Linked DNA regions of Homo sapiens: region 2 is linked to region 1. The links are chromatin contacts, found by Hi-C or POLR2A ChIA-PET in ENCODE. All regions are on one chromosome and are shown on one strand. The core of a region is the stretch at or near the end of the contact, and the rest is flanking DNA. Distances in the headings are between cores, read along the strand shown.

Region 1 (5,740 bases), core at 1,016-3,515:
AATGGTGGTTGCCAGAGGCTGAGGAAGGGGGAAATGATGAGTTATTGTTCAATGGGTGGGTATACAGCTTCAGTTTTACAAAATGTAAAAGTTCTGGACCAGACGCGGTGGCTCATGCCTGTAATCCCAGCACTTTGGGAGGCAGAGTGAGACCCCGTCTTGAAAAAAAAAGGTTCTGGAGATTGGTTGCACAACAAGCGAAATGTACTAAACACTACTGAACTGCACACATAAAAAATTATAAAGATGGTAAATATTATGTAATTTTTACCAAGATTTTTGTAAAAGTTGTTAATCATTAAGCAGCCTATCAGCCACAAACGCAGCAGAAGTTCAGAGACTGGAGACACTAAAGTTAGAGATTTCCCGGACTAATCTTTTTTTTGGGCGGGGAGGGGAACAGGGTCTCACACTGTCACCCAGGTTGGTGTGCAATGGCGCTGTCTTGGCTCATTGCAACCTCTGCCTCCCAGGATCAAGCAATTCTCCTGCTTAGCCTCTTGAGTAGCTGGGACTACAGGCACCCGCCACCACACCTGGCTAGTTTTTCTATTTTTGGTAGAGAACAAGGGGTTTCACCATGTTGCCCAAGCTGGTCTTGAACTCCTGAGCTCAAGCAATCTGCCCACCTTGGCCTCTCAAAGTGCTGGGATTACAGGCATGAACCACCATGCCTGGCTTCCTGAACAAATCTTTTTTTTTTTTTTTTTTTGAGACAGAGTCTTGCTCTGTCACCCAGGCTGGAGTGCAGTAGCATGATCTCAGCTCACTGCAGCCTCCATCTCCAGGTTCAAGCATTTCTCCTGCCTCAGCCTCCATCTCCAGGTTCAAGCATTTCTCCTGCCTCAGCCTCCTGAGTAGCTAGAATTACAGGCTTACACCACCACATCCAGCCACTTTTTGTATTTTTAGTAGAGACGGGATTCACCATGTTGGCCAGGCTGGTCTCAAACTCCTGACCTCAAGTAATCCACCCACCTCAGCCTCCCAAAGTGCTGGGATTACAGGTGTGAGCCACCGCGCTCACCCATGAACAAATCTTAAAAGATGGGTGAGGTTGGGATTGGCAGAGGGCAGGAAACAAGAATTCCAGGTAAGACCCCTGGAAAGAGACAGGAGCTAGGAATAAACATTTTTACGTGTTGTGGAGAATAAACCTGTATGTATTTAAGTCTCTCTCTGTGTGTGTGTGTGTGTGTGTGTAGATGTATGCACAAGCAGTGAGAAGTCTGGCTTGATTAGGGAAGGTTTACATTGCATGAGAGCTAAGTTCAACTAGAGTGAGGTCAGATTATAAAAGATCTTACTGCAGCTAGAAGTGTGCACTTGATTCCATAGACTCCAGAAAGGTACTGCAGGTTCTTGAGCAAGGGTGTGCTTAAGTTTAGTAAAACTGAAAATCTCCATCAATCTCAGTTGAAATATAGGAAGCAAAAGACAGTGATTTGAAATTTGTCTGTGCTTGGGCTGTGGGGAGCATGAACCCCAGAATCTTGGTGCAGTAATGGAATTGGGAATTGAAATGAGAGGACTCCGAGAGAGGAAGTGAGAGTGCAACGGAAGGCATGAGGACTTGTACAGCTGTCATCTTTCCTATCTTTAGGGGCTTTTGATTTTCCAAACTTGGAAAGTCATGTGCTTTGCTTTAGAAAGAGTCTTCGAGGCCTGGCACGGTGGCTCACGCCTATAATCCCAGCACTGTGGGAGGCCAAGGCAGGCAGATCACCTGAGGTCAGGAGCTCGAGACCAGCCTGACCAACATGGTGAAACCCCATCTCTACTAAAAATACAAAAAATTAGCCGGCCGTGGTGGCAGGTGGCTGTATTCCCAGCTACTTGGGAGGCTGAGACATGAGAATCACTTGAAACGGGGAGGCAGAGGTTGCAGTGAGCTGAGATGGTGCCACTGCACTTCAGCCTGGGAAACAGCAAAACTGTGTCTAAAAAAAAAAAAAAAAAAAAAAAAAGGAAGTCTTAGAAAGTTCCTTTAAAGTGCTGTACCATGAAATCCATATTTGAAGGCCAGTAGTCTCCTGGATTGGAGTGGGAAGAACCGGGGGTAGAAAGCCCCACTGCCCAATGCCAGTAGCACCTGTTGAGTCCAAAGGCCATATCTGCGAGCATGAGCTGAAGCTTCCTCTTGAGGAAAGGAGTGACTGCCGTGGTGAAGGCTGTGGTTTCAGAGTCAGAGGATAGAGCTCCATTCCTGGCTTGGTGGCTGACTCCATCCATGAACCTGGCTGAGTCACTTCCCTCCATATGCCTGTTTTCCCTTCTGTGGAATGCAGCAGAACGTCTTTTCCACCTGCTTTCACAGAAGACAGAATCAGCTAAAAGAAAAAGAAATTTTCATCAGGTACTTGTAAGCAAAGGGGGTGAGGCCTGGGCTGAAGCAAAGCCTGGGACGTCTGTAGCCCATAGGGGCCAGCTTTGACATGAACATGGGGGCCAGGTTTGACGTGGCCTGCTCTTGACATCAGAAGGCCATGGAGAGGATGTAACTATTAAACAACATAAACAAATGTTACCCCAGAGAGCCTGGGTTCTGGGAATATGAACAGGGACTCCTGACCAAAATTCCAGGTCTCCAAGTTCCCCTTGAGGAGTCATGAGGATTAGACAGGGTGAATCACCACACCCAGTGTCTGTCTTGGAGACCTAAACCCAGATATGAACTTCAGCAAAGGAAGGGGCTGATTCAAATAGCATGGGGGTTGTAGCCAGAGCAATATAAGATGTTCCCCTGGGTCCTTATGGGACCAAGAAACAGTTTTGCCCAAGACTTTGGATGCTGTTCTAGTTCTGAGGTCAGTGGCAGGTCAAAGCCATAGCTGGCCTCCATGGAGTCAGCACAGTAGCCTCTGGTCTGGAAGACTATGTGGAAAAAGAAGTTCAGAAGAGTGTGGGCTCAGAAATAGAGTCAGTATTCTCCCTAGAGCCTGTATTATTTCTCAGTCCAACCCTACATAAGTGGAAGGCAGAGAGATAGCCAGCTCTTCAGAGCTTGGAAGAAACCAGAGGGTGCAGGAGAAAGAACCATGTTGGCTGCTCAGCTGCAAGGGTGATTTTGCCACCACAGGGAAACACCAGCTCTCAGAGCTGGGAGAGGTGGGGTCTCAGGGGGAGAAGCAGACCCTGGAGCCTGAAACACTCAGGCATCTGGAGTATTGTGTTCAAAAACGATCTCACCTATGACCTCTCACCCATTAGGATGGCTATTATCAAAAGTAAAAAGAAAAGAAAAAGTGTTGGTGGTCGGGCTTAGTGGCTCACACCTGTAATCCCAGTACTTTATTTTCTTTTTGAGATGGAGTCTCGCTGTGTCACCGAGGCTGGAGTGCAGTGACAAAATCTCAGCTAATCGGAACCTCCACCTCCCAGGTTCAATTGATTCTCATGCCTCAGCCTCCCAAGTAGCTGGGATTACAGATGCACACCACCACACCCAGCTAATTTTTGGATTTTTAATAGAGACGGGGTTTCACCATGTTGGCCAGGCTGGTCTTGAGCTCCTGACCTCAAGTGATCCGCCCACCTTGGTCTCCCAAAGTGCTGGGATTACAGGTGTGCGCCACCGTGCCTGGCCTCAATCCCAGTACTTGAGGAGGCCAAGGTGGGAGGATCACTTGAGCCTAGGAGTTTGAAGCTGCGGTGAACTATGATCATGCCACTGCACTCTGGCTTGGGTGACAGAGTAAGACCCCGTCTCAAAAAAAAAAAAAAAAAAAAGGGCACTGGTGGGAATATGGAGAAATTGGAACTCTTGTGCATTGCTGGTGGGAATGTAAAATGATGCAGCCACTGTTGAAAACATTTTGGTAGTTCCTAAAAAAGTTAAACATAGAATTACCATATGATCAAGCAATTCTGCTCCTAGGTATCTACCCAAAAGAATTGAAAGCAGGAACTCAAACAGATATTTTTATACCCATGTTCATAGCAGCATTATTCACAACAGCCAAAAGGTGGAAGCAACCCAAGTGTCCATCAATGGATGAATGGATAAACAAAGCTTGGCATATACATATATGACATATTATTTAGTCTTAAAAAGGAAGGAAATTCTGGGCTGGGCACAGTGCTTCATGCCTGTAATCCCAGCACTTTGGGAAGCCAAGGCAGGCGGATCACTTGAGGTCAGGAATTCAAGACCAGCCTGGCCAACATGGTAAAACCCTGTCTCTACTAAAAATACAAAAATTAGCTGGCCATGGTGGTACACACCTGTAATCCCAGCTACTCAGGAGGCTGAGGCAGGAGAACGGCTTGAACCTGGGAGGCAGAAGTTGCAGTGAGCCAAGATCACGCCACGGCACTTCAGTCTGGGTGACAGAGCAAGACTCTGTCTCAAAAAAAAAAAAAAAAAAAAAAAAAACCAGGAAATTCTGATACCTGCTACAACATGGATGACCCTTGAAAACATTATGCTAAGTGCAATAAGCCAGACACAGAAGGCCACATATTGTATAATTCCACTTACATGAGGTACTTAACATAGGCAAATTTATAGAGACAGAAAATAGAATGGTGGTTAGAGGGGGTGAGGATGAAGGGGAATGGAAGTTATTATTTACAGGTGGAGGTTCTGTCTGGGATAATGAAAAAGTTCTGGAATGTGTATCAGTGATTTTTACACAACAATGTGAATGTATTTAATGTCACTGAAATATACATTTTAAAATAGTTAAAAAGGTAAATTTTGGCTAGGTGTGGTGGCTTACACATGTAATCCCAGCACTTTGGGAGGCTGAGGTGGGAGGATTGCTTGAGGCCAGGAGCTCAAAACCAGCCTGGGCAACATAGTGAGCAAAACCCTGTCTTTACAAAAAATTTAAAAAATTAGCCAGATGTGGAGGATTGTTTGAGCCTGGGAGTTTTCTTTGTTTGTTTGTTTGGTTGGTTTTTGTTTTGTTTTGTTTTGTTTCTGTTTTTGAGACAGAGTCTCATTCTGTAGCCCAAGCTGGACTGCAGTGGCACGATCTCGTCTCACTGCAATGTCCACCTCCTGGGCTCAAGCAATTCTTATGCCTCAGCCTCCCGAGTAGCTGGGACTACAGACGCATGCCACCATGCCCAGCTAATTTTTTGTATTTTAGTAGAGAAATACATGTTTCACCATGTTGCCCAGGGTGGTCTCGAACTCCTGTGCTCAGGCGATCCACCCACCTTGGCCTCCCAAAGTGCTGGGATTACAGGTGTGAGCCACTGTGCCCGGCCAAGCCCAGGAGTTTGAGGCTTGATTGCGCCACTGCATTCCAGCCTAGGCAACAGAGTGAGACTCTGTCTAAAAAATAATAATAATAATAAATAATAATAAATAAATAAAAAGTAGGGCAGGGTAGGTGGCAGGCACGGTGGCTCACCCCTGTAATCCCAGCACTTTGGGAGGCTGAGGTAGGTGGGTTGCTTGAGCCCAGGAGCTCGAGACCAGCCTGGGCAACATAGTGAAACTCCATTTCTACAAAAAATTAGCCAGGCATGGTGGCACATACCTGTGGTCCCAGCTACCCAGGAGACAGAAGTGGGAGGATCACTTGACCCCCAGAGGTTGAGGCTTCAGTGAGCCATGATCATGCCATTGCACTCCAGCCTGGGTGACAGAGTGAGAATCTGTCTCAAAAAAAAGTAAATTTTATGTTATGTATAATTTACCACAATAAAATAAATAATAATTTTTAAAATGGTAAATTTTGGCTGGGTACAGTGGCTCATGCCTGTAATCCCAGCACTTTGGGAGGCC
Region 2 (5,740 bases), core at 1,991-4,490, 1.0 Mb before region 1:
ACTGTGTATTACAAGGAACTATAGTGGTGCAGTAATAATAATGTTGATTGTGATGATCAACATTGTGATGATTCCACTGCCTCCCTTTATTGAATACGCTTAACTCTTACATCATTATTACATTTGATCCTTATGACCCTGTGAGAAAAGGAAGAAAAAACATCCGAAAATGAAGGATTGACACAGAGCTGACTTGATTGGAGGTCACTCCTTCAGCTGTTTCCTGGGAAAGCCAGAATAGGTCTCAAGAGTGTACTGAAGAAGGAACTTATTAAATGGATACATTCACTCATTAACAAAACCTCTGTCCCATGCCTCCACGTGAAGTGGTAGATCAAACTCTAGGGTTTCACAGACGTAATTTGGTCCTTGCCCTTAAAGAAGTTCTGAGATTACATGGAGGGAACAAGGTGGCATTTAGACTGGTCTTAAAGGGTAGGTGTGTCTTGCTAGTAACGACAACTACAACATGCCCAACATGTGCAGAGGCATGGGCCCAAGAAAGGACCTCCGTCAGGTTATTTAAAATGATTCAACACATACATAAAATAAGTGATCTGCATTTTCTCCTGTAGGCAATATGGATACAGTGGTGTTATTTTTGTTGTCGTTGTTGTTTTTTGAGACAGAGTCTCAGTCTGTTGCCCAGGCTGGAGTGCAGTGGTGCAATCTCGACTCACTGCAACCTAGGCCTCCAGGGTTCAAGTGATTATCCTGCCTCAGCCTCCCAAGTAGCTGGGATTACAGGCGTGTGCCACCACACCCAGCTAATTTTTGTATTTTTAGTAGAGACGGGGTTTTGCCATGTTGGCCAAGCTGGTCTTGAACTCCTGACCTCAGGTGATCTGCCCGCCTCGGCTTCCCAAAGTGCTAGGATTATAGGCGTGAGCCACTGTGCCCGGCTGGATACAATGGTGTTTTTATTAAAATAATAACATATCCCATTTTTGACTAGTCTAAAATATCAAGTGTTTAATTTCAAAGTCAAATTCAACAATTATAGAGGATTCACAATACACATATGAGGTCTATGCATTTATGTAGGTAGGGGACAGTCACTGTTCCTGTGCATATTGGCACTGTACTGCGCAGTTATCTGTATCTTGTTTGCTGGGTCCCCTGCCCCCCACCCTGCCATGGGCTGTACGCACATGCGACACAAGCTGCATCTGTTCTGCCGACTGCTCTGGCTCCTGCACACACTCTATTTCAAGCACATAATGAGCACTCAATACATTATTTCAAGGAATGAATGGATGCCTATCAGGCACTGTATTATAAAAGAATTCCCAGTCTAGCAGAATGGAATGATGCCCAAACAATAGTGATAACACTGTTATAAGTGTTATAAGAGTTACTATTAAAGAGCTTTGAAAACACAGATAAAAGAGCAACTAATCCAGTTCAGATATCCTCCTATACATCAACTTGTATAGACAATTTTCACCCCTTAATAATTTGCTTTCACAACAAATACTCATCCAACAGAACCTATGTTTTTCTGTGAAGAAAATCTAAGCAATAAAAAGTGACTCAATTTCCAGGCATAGGTTTTACAAAATGCTTCTGGATTATGGAAAAGAAATGTTCTTATAAAGACAGACTGTAACAAAACTAATCCTAGACCAGCACAGGAAATCATCTTCACTTGTGGGGGGAAAAAGGGGGGTGGGGGTGGGGACTAGAGAGGAGGGAGAAGTATGGAATGATTATCCCACAATAAAAAAAGAAATTGGCCAGGCTCAGTGGCTCACGCCTGTAATCCCAGCACTTTTGGAGGCTGAGGTGGGCGGATCACGTGAGGTCAGGAGTTCAAGACCAGCCTGGCCAACATGGCAAAACCCTGTCTCTACTAAATAATACAAAAATTAGCCAGACGTGGTGAAGAGCACCTGTAATCCCAGCTAATTGGGAGGCTGAGGTAGGGAGAATTGCTTGAACCCGGGAGGCAGAGGTTGCAGTGAGCCGAGATCATGTCACTGCACTCCAGCCTAAGCGAGACTCCTTCTCAAAAAATAAAAAATAAATAAAAGTAAATTTACATTTTGGTTTGGATACAGAGACTAAAAGGTCTCCTCTACCACCCCATAAATTCTAGTATCAGACCTTTAAACTTTCAGATGTTAAGAATTAGTTTATTCCCCAAAGGTTCAATTAGAACACAGCTGAAAAAAAAAAAATTCAGTATAGCAAACTGACTGATTCCATGATCTGATTTCATCACCGAGCAGTAGGAAGCATTTAGCTGGTCTACAGAGAGAGAGGTGTGTGGTTCTCTTGGCTAGAAGGCACAAAATCCAACTTTCTGTTCTTTTGGCAAAAGAAGGAATGTCCAATCAGCATAGTAGGAAGTAAGTAACAGAATTTCTAATTTTACAAAGTTAGTCAATTTCATGGTTAAGAAGTGCTGTTTTGATGGTAACCTTTACATTTTTACAACCCAACTATGAGTATTAAGTAGGGAAGATCCAACTAAGATAGTTATTTCAGGGGTAACGTCCCTTTCTCTCAAAGTTAAAACTCTTAATATAATTCACTTGGCTTGTAACATGGTATTTAGTCATTCTCATTCTTTGAATTGTTGCCTAATGCAAGCTTTCATTTGGATACACCACTCCCGTTGATGTTTATAGGACTGCCTTGCTATTAACCTCTAACCCAATTAGTCACCAAACTGACAGCATGCATTGCTATTTGGAAGCCAACTGCTTATGAAGGAATTTTTTTTTAGAATCTGAACAAAATGAGCCGTATTATGGCCACTTTATTTATAGTTTTTAACGAAGTATTCCAGGATATCTACAGTGACAAACTCAGGGTAAAAGCAAATCAGGTCCTTTGTGTGCACTGGGCCAGGGAGTGAGGGCTATTTTAAATAAAAATATGTTTTAAAAATTTAAAGGTGTAATCCACCTTCTACCATGGCCATCTCTCCCCTTTACTTCTGTTACCTCTGTTTATCTCAGTGATAGATAACTCCATCCTTCCAGTTATTCAGGCCAATAACCTTGAAGTCTTCTCTTTTTCTAACACTCTGCATCAAGTTCATCAACAAATTCTGCGGGCTCTACTTCAAAATACATCCAGAATCTGTCCTCTTCTCACACTCTCCACCATTACCACTGGCCTAAACCATCATATCTCTTGCTTGTTTTGTGGCAATACCCTCCCAGCTGCCACCTTGGTGCCGCCTACAGCTTATTCTCAACACAGCAGCAGGAAACAGCTTGTTAAAACGTTAAGTCAAATCATGTGCCTCCTCTGTTCAAAACCCTGCAAAGGCATCCATCACTCTCAGCAAAGCCAGAGGCCTGACCTGTGCTGAGACCTTCCTCCCATCTGCTCTCACCTCTTACTACTTGACGACTCTCCCCTCTCTCTCCACGCCAGCCACACTGGCCTCTTATCTGTTTCTCAGACATGTCAAGGGCTCTTTGCACTTGCTGTTCCCTCCATCTAGAACACTCCTTCTCCATGCCTGGAATGCTCCCTCACTTCCCTCAGAAGTCAAGTTAAATGTCACTTTCTTAGAGAGGTCTTTCCTCATCAAACTATTTAAAAAAGCAATGCCTCCCCATCCCATCACTCCTTAATTCCCTTACTCTGCTTTATTTTTCTCCATAGCATTTCTCACAGCTGACATGCTATATACTCACTTACATTATTTGTCTCTTCCCATTAGGATGTAAATGAATTTCATGAGGGCAGAGACTTGTCTGTTTTGCTCCCTGCTGTGTCCCCAGTGCCTACAACAGTGCCTGACATACACCAGGTGCTCAAGAAATAGTGGCTGAATTAATGAATAAATAAATGAATGAATACTAGACTTCCTCCCTTCTACTTCTCCTACTCCTTTTCTATACTACTTCTAATAATAGAATTGTTTGCCCATGACTCATTGATAAAGTTGTCTTGCATTTACTTCTCTAAGATCTATTTCAAACTAACTTATCCTGAGCCCACACCCAATAAATAAACAAGAACTTAAGAAACCAGCTTACTTACCTTCTAACTAAACATTAGGTGCTTGAATCTTTCCAATAACCTCTACCTGTTTCTAAGGGCCTATAATTTCTTCTGCCACAGTGTATAATTCAGCCAGTGTTTCTCAATCCTCAGGCATTCCCAGACCATCCACGGCAATTTTGCTTCATCTGTGTATCACCTGTGCTATTATTTTCTTAACAAGTTTTAAACCTGGCTCACTTTTATTCTTTAAAAAAAAATATGACTACAGAAATGAAGTGTTTGTTCATGAACCACCACTGGAGGTTACATATACCAAACTCTGGATTCACTTGAGCCAAAAAGTTTACCATGGGGCCTGTAATACCTTTAGGATGTAAAACAAACACACATACATACACACACATCCTTTTGCTTAACGCTATGTAAGTTAAAAACTGAAGTCACATTAGAATCAGATCATCTATGGACTCAAAATATATCATGAAGAAATGTCTAAATTCCTAGTCAGATTAATTCAGGCCATCAACACTAAGTTCCTAAAGAAAAAACCTGCCCAATTATCTGCTGGGTCCTTTGTAAAATATTACCTGCTAAAATGCTCTGGTAAAGAGCACACTGGTATGCTTTTCTAGAAAAGTTCTTTTTTTCTGATCACTATTCCATCTACCTAGCCATCTTTCTTCTTTTTTTCCTTTCTTTTAGGAGAGGATTGGTTGGGATGAAGGGCTCCTGGAGGGCACTTCCTAAATTTGACAGGTTTCTTTATAACAGCAATTTTGCAGTTGTTTTCTAGAGCTTTATCAAATTTGACTTCTAAAGCTCACTTTTCTACTTTAGAGAATGATATTAAGAATCCCTGATTAAGGACAATAATCTTCACAAACTAAAAAGCCATCCTTATATTCAAACATGCTTTAAAATGTGAGCAGTATTCTAAACTTGCTGCAGACAACCCATACAATCACATGAGTTATTTTAAGAAAAAGACTCAGTTAGACACATCTACAGAAGCTAATACTAACGTGCTGTTCTTCCAATGAAAAGGTTACTGACCTATCAGTAGGAGTTGTCTTTTCTGGCAGAGATGACAGATTTGCCTTGTCTTATCTCCACCCCCTGCTGTGTCCCCATAATGAGCCATAGCTACATGTGCAAGACAGCTGGCAAGGGGGAGTCAGGGTCTGTGGCCATGGGCCAGAGCAAAGCTTACCAGTCAACCCAGAGCCTGGACCTATGACCGATGTCTCATTAACACCTTGCTCTAAGCAACTGAGCTGTCACAAAAATCAACAGTGGCTTAAGCATTTTGTTTACAAGTGAAACAAATCAGGTCAATCTGACAACCAATAGTTCAAGCAGCCACTAGAAAATTGCCAAAAGGACACAAAAACCAATAGTAAGCAGGAGTGATAAGGGTCTTGCAGTCCTAGCTTGGGAGGTAGCCACACAAGCAAGGATGAGTATGGAAGGGAATGAGACTGTAATAGGCAGGTCTGTTTCTAACATACCAGGCAGTCAATGCATGTTAATTAAAGATAAAAAGAAGAAAGGTATAGCTACAACCCCCTTAGTGATGTCCTTCTTACTCAGTGGTTAGAACAAATGCCTTGATAGATGCCCAAAAAACAGCAAGGGACAGTTCACACTCAGGAGCTACAAGTTTAAAAACATCTATACTTTAAAAATATTTAGAGGCCAGGCACGGTGGCTCATGCCTATAATCCCAGCACTTTGGGAGTTCAAGGCAGGCGGATCACCTGAGGTCAGGAGT

Evidence for each region. A loop is a pair of places that touch in the nucleus more often than their neighbours do. ChIA-PET counts read pairs that join two places held with the same protein, here RNA polymerase II (POLR2A).
Region 2: a map of PC-3 shows a loop between it and region 1 (3-fold over the local background). The contact joins two enhancer-like sites. A Hi-C loop is called at or near these places in 1 of 168 maps with a recorded cell type or tissue (PC-3). POLR2A ChIA-PET finds 5 or more read pairs at or near these places in 2 of 52 experiments (RWPE1 and T-cell).

The regions. Positions count from the first base shown.
Region 1 is chr10:73,896,041-73,901,780 of GRCh38, reverse strand. No RefSeq gene overlaps it. Among named protein-coding and RNA genes, the nearest start is that of PLAU, 12 kb to the left of the region's middle. Within about 2 kb of position 2,265, at least 8 of the 41 ENCODE cell types and tissues checked have a DNase peak (open chromatin) inside an H3K27ac peak, as active enhancers do; they include PC-3, where a contact is called at or near this core.
Region 2 is chr10:74,921,336-74,927,075 of GRCh38, reverse strand. All of the region lies in intron 3 of KAT6B (lysine acetyltransferase 6B), which reads right to left. Among named protein-coding and RNA genes, the nearest start is that of SNORD172, 98 kb to the left of the region's middle. Within about 2 kb of position 3,240, at least 9 of the 41 ENCODE cell types and tissues checked have a DNase peak (open chromatin) inside an H3K27ac peak, as active enhancers do; they include PC-3, where a contact is called at or near this core.